2 separate regions of the Homo sapiens genome follow, and region 2 is linked to region 1. The links are chromatin loops, found by intact Hi-C in ENCODE. Cell type or tissue: A673. All regions are shown on one strand. Region 1 overlaps GABRA4 (gamma-aminobutyric acid type A receptor subunit alpha4). Region 2 overlaps LOC101927157 (a long non-coding RNA gene).

Region 1 (2,500 bases):
TGAAAGGAGATGAAGAATAAGCAGTCAAAGCAATGCTTTAAAGACAGTAAACAAATCAATGAGAGGTAACATTGTCCTTGGGAAGAGCTGACTGTTGAACCCAAATTTCTGCTCCACAATAAAACCTCAAGTTCTTATCTCCAGCACTATTTTGAAAACAACAACAAAAAATTTCTATAGGCCACTGGTGATCCTGGCAAGACTGATGTGATGCTTTAATCTCATGTAACTGGCTATATCATTCTCCTGCTGTGACCAGGCAGTCTCACTGAAACCCTTTAAGCTGCATTTGTAGCATTTTATAATGTTGATACTTCTTTGAATTTCATCAAAGTGGAAACTGATAGATTCTAGCCAGCTATATTGCAACCTTCATTTCCTTCATTTAAGACATTCAATTTCTGTCAAATGAACTATCAAATGAAATTATATAGAGCGTGAGTCACTATTATAAATATTTTGGAGCCATTTACTTGGAGGCTGTTGATAAAAACAGCACTTTTCTACACCCAAGAAAGGTTTCCCAAATGACTAACCAAAGAAACAGCATTATGAGAATTGTTTTGTGTCCCATCAAGTATTGTGTAGCCTTATGTTTCATTTCTGCTAACTCTTAGTTCCCAATATAATAGGGACTCCACTGTGGGGCTAAGTCAGTGCTTGCTAAATTATTGATTCACTTCAAATAAAGAAATGCCACAACATTCTGCGAATAGGAAAGGATGATTATAAGACATAAGGAGTCTATACAGCCTTGATACCTAGTACAACGCCTGGCACAAATTAGTCTTTTAACAAATATCTGTTGAATGAATAGATAAATAAATGTGCGTAAGTTGAGAATCTGATGTTTATGAAAGACTAAGCACTGGTGCATTGAAAGTTCCACACAAATTTCTTAAGTCATCTTTTGAACACAAAGCAATAATAAAAGTGCAGCAGATTCAAAAATAATTGGATCTAATTCATGTTCTAAAGCATTGTGGAATTAATAAATAAAAATTTAATGCCATTTTGAGTTCTAGTTATGCCGTGGAAGCCTGCTGGTCTCTTGGTTTTAAAATACTTTTCCAGAATACTAAAATCAGAACTCTTTTTCTCATGTTGTTCTTTCCTTTGTTTCCATAGGAAACAGTGACTTCCAGGCATCCAAGATGACACAACATAGATTGCCAAATTGCATGCCACCCTGCAGTTGCCAAGGAGATAATGTATGTCATTCCTACAAATAACATGTTGCTCATGCCTTCATTTCCTTTATCTAGCTTTTTAAGATATTCTTTGCCTGAACTGAATTCTGATAATGTTCGCTGTGAACTGATGGAAACATTCCTTTTTTAAAAATTTGTTTACCCCATTCCCCTAAGGCACTTGATCACATCACACACGCCGTCTGTGGAAGGTCTGGGCATATTTTATGCCGATTTTGGAACCAGTGATTCAGCAGTTTTCACTGAAAAAATAAATGCATCCTGAATTCTGTCTGCCTGCGTTCTAAGTAAAGGTCCAATTAAATCCACACCTGGCACTAACATATTCCAGTTTAAAATGGCCTACCACAAAAGCAGCTGCACTTAGTTAAATTTATAGGGGAAGGAAGAGGAGGAAAGCAGGAAGGAAGCAAAGGGGAGAAAGAAGGATAGAAAGAAGAAAAGGCGCAAAAAAGGAAGGAAGGAAGTAAAACAGGAAGGAAAGAAGAGAAACATATTTATTGAGCACCTGCAGCATTCGAGATTAGACATCTGTAAGATGAACAAACAGAATAAGAAAAAGTCAAGATCTTGGCTGACATCATCCCACTAGCAAGAGGCAGAGTCATTATTTGAACTTGGTTGTATGTGACTTAAAAGCATGTGTTTCCCAGTTAATCTTGTGCTGCATAATAAATCTCCCCTAAACATAGTGGCTTAAAGCAACAGCAATCATTTTAATTTTATCTCTCAAGGGTTTGGAGGCTGGCTGGACTCAGGTAAGCAGCATTCACTCAGAGTCTCTCATGTGGTTTCAATCAGAAGGGCTGGGTTGGAATCACCCAGAAGATGTCCTCACTCCCAGGCCTGGCAGTTGAGGCTGGGGCTGTCAGCCAGAATGCCTTACAGTATATTGGAAATAGCAGCACCAAATAAATTACTGCATCCTTTTACTTACCCCACACTGGGCTGCATTCTTTTTATTTTACTTTATCAACTACTCTCAATATATCAAGAGGCTTTTGGCTAATGTCTCTATTTTCACAGCACCCTAAAATTATTCTAATAGTGAACCTGGTAGACCTAGACTTTGAACCCCATCCAGGTGATCTGAAAAAATCTTAAGTCCTCCACTGAACATCCAATCTGTGTGTTACCCTGAAAATAATCAGATTTGTTTATCCTTTGGAAACCTATTAAACTTTATCATAAATAAAGAGATCCTCTGCCAGAAAAGAGGATATTAATGACAAAGAAATATCATGGAGGAAACACAGTAATCTGATTGTGGGGAGCATTCAAACTAGGGA
Region 2 (2,500 bases), 990 kb after region 1:
TGTGTGTAGGTCCAAGTAGGTCCAAGTAGGTCCAAGTTGGTCCAAGTTCTTGTCTCATGACCAGGAAGAATTAGGCACATGGACACTGGAGAGTGAGTGGAGTAGAATTTATTAAGCGAAAGGAAAGCTCTCAGCAAAGCGGGGACGTGGGGTAGTGGGGGTGGTTCCCCTACCCAAAGGTGGGAAAAAGTCCCCCAGTATGGCTGAGCTTGGGGCCTTTTATGGGCTCAGAATAGGAAGTGCATGCTGATTGGTTTGTGAGTATGCAAAAAAGATTAAAGTGAAGACATCACTCAAAGGTGGGCACAACAGTGTAGAAAACCAACAGAAAAGGGTAGGTATATGTAAAGTAGGTGAAGGGTGGGGATCAATCAGAGGAAAGCATGCCAAACGGAAAGACAAGTTCTCAATCTGGTCTGAGAATTTAACTTGTAGCTTGGCTTTCAGGCTTTAAACTGTCTTCAGCTTGGAGGTGGTGTTTCACCAGGGACCTGCCCCTATCTGCCTAGGCATGTGGCTGCCTCCTGCCTCCCTCAGTGAGACTCAGTTTAAAAAAAAAAGATTCCCACTCTCACTCAGTTTCTAATACTCTACATTCTCAACAACCTTACTATTGCCTGGCCATGATTTTTGTATTTGTAAAATGAGTAGGGATGGACTAGATGATCTCTGAGGCCTTTCTACATTCTCCTTTCCCTTTCCTTGAATTCCCCACTTTCTTTCTTCTTCACCTAGAGATAAACTAGTTTAGGGGATATCAAACTATTTCTTTTGAGTCTACACACCTGTTGATTCATATTTTGTATTCTGAACAGTCTATAAACCTGGGCATCCAATAACACAGTTTCAGTTAACACGAGGAAGAACATTACCTAAATTTACAGTGTCCTAAGTAGGTTTATTTCCAATACTGTTAAATCAGTAGTTTTAAGACTTTTTAAAGCAATGGACTTTTTAAAAATAAAAATGTAAACTTAATTTTAATATAAACACCGTTTGCTCCATTTTGTCCCCTTTTGTTTATCTCTAGTACATGTCTTAAACATCAGTAAGCTTTTTGTAATGTAATTATTATTATTCCCTTGGTGAACTTCCTGAAATTAAGAAATATTCAAATGCTTCAATGTGTCTTATTACTTTATCAATTAAATTTAAATTTTAAATTTTATTTGATTATGTTTTCAGTTCAAACTAGTATATAGTTTGTATACTAAAATCTTCTGGAAATATTTGTGTCAGAGAAATATTACTCTTTATTGCCAAAGAGCACTGATTACACCGCTTGTAATCTCTAAACAGCTTCGGGCTTTCAAGGTTATAATTGTAGACCTACATTGCCACCTAATGGTAGGAAGCTTAATCACACCATATTTTAAGTTGGAAACGGGTTTTTTTTTTAATGTATGCAAAATGTTAAAGCAGTCTCTTCCTATGAGAACTCTATATTATAATAGAGTTGGCAGAAGAACAGGGTAAACACGCACCAGACTTATTGGCAAGACTAGAGATTGAATTTCTATTCCCTCACTGATCTACCATCTCTGAGTCCCAGCTCCTCTCAGACACAGGTATTAAGGATCTTCAGATTTCATCCTACCCACCTCCCCACCCTCACTCCTGTCCTTATGCCAAACCTGTTCTAGTCCTCATATGTTAAGATGCTAGTTCTGGATGACCAATTGGCGTCTAGAATCAACTTGGAATATGGCTGGTGTCTGGGTTGCTAAAAGATGAGTTCCTGCTTTAGCATCCACATGTACCCAAGTCAACACTCTTATCATGAATTTCCCTAAAGCCATATGTTTCCTGTCTTTAAAAAAACTCCCTGATGAAGCTGGAATCCAATTATGAACCTCTGCATTGCACCCCAGGTGCCTGTAAACTAAAGCCCACAGTGCAATTTCAGCACATCAGATTCCTCTCTACATGGAGGAGTCACGAAAAAAAGAATAGTTGGCTAAATTCGCCTTACCCCAAGACTTTGAGCCAAGAATCAGCCACCTGTCCAATGTAAGCATCAGCAAGACTATAGAGCTTGGGCCAGGGGTCACCAAATCAGAATCCTTGGCTATATCTCTAGCCCAGATGAGAGTCAAAGTATTCACCCTAGTCCTGGATGCTGTAATTAGGGGTGCTTCTTCTTGGGAGCCAGCTCTAAGCCAGGTATGTAACCCTCATTCTCCCTATCTTACCATATCTACCTGGTATGGGTAGCCAGTAAGCCTCTTTACACTGTCTTAGAGGTTTTTATAACAGGCAAGAAATGGCACAGAGAAAAAGAACAAAACGCAGATGAAGAAGTAATAACAAGAACAAGAAGAAAAAGAAAGGAAAAGGAGAACTTGTGTCAGAGAGAAATACGTTATGGTATTATATACAACGCACCCACTCCAGGACTAGACATTTCTGTAGTGAAGATATTGAAGGAACAGCCAAGATGAATGGAAACACAGGACTTCAAAGACATAATGTATAGTTCAATGGATATTCTACTGGTACA

What was found. Hi-C counts contacts between places; a loop is a spot of excess contacts. Peaks named below come from ENCODE experiments on the same cell type or tissue, not always from the same donor. Only the 100,000 strongest peaks of a DNase experiment are listed, where the experiment ranks them.
Region 2: a loop joins it to region 1, with 3 times the contacts of the local background. A loop is called at or near these places in 2 of 110 quality-filtered maps.

The regions. Positions count from the first base shown.
Region 1 is chr4:46,945,915-46,948,414 of GRCh38, forward strand. All of the region lies in intron 8 of GABRA4 (gamma-aminobutyric acid type A receptor subunit alpha4), which reads right to left. Among named protein-coding and RNA genes, the nearest start is that of COX7B2, 38 kb to the left of the region's middle. In A673, no CTCF peak of the experiment used is centred here; DNase peaks (open chromatin) are centred at 1,527 and 1,727; H3K4me3 peaks cover 794 bases; H3K27ac peaks cover 2,459 bases.
Region 2 is chr4:47,932,668-47,935,167 of GRCh38, forward strand. All of the region lies in intron 1 of LOC101927157 (a long non-coding RNA gene), which reads left to right. Among named protein-coding and RNA genes, the nearest start is that of NFXL1, 19 kb to the left of the region's middle. In A673, a CTCF peak has its summit at 1,359 (motif pointing left); a DNase peak (open chromatin) is centred at 1,334.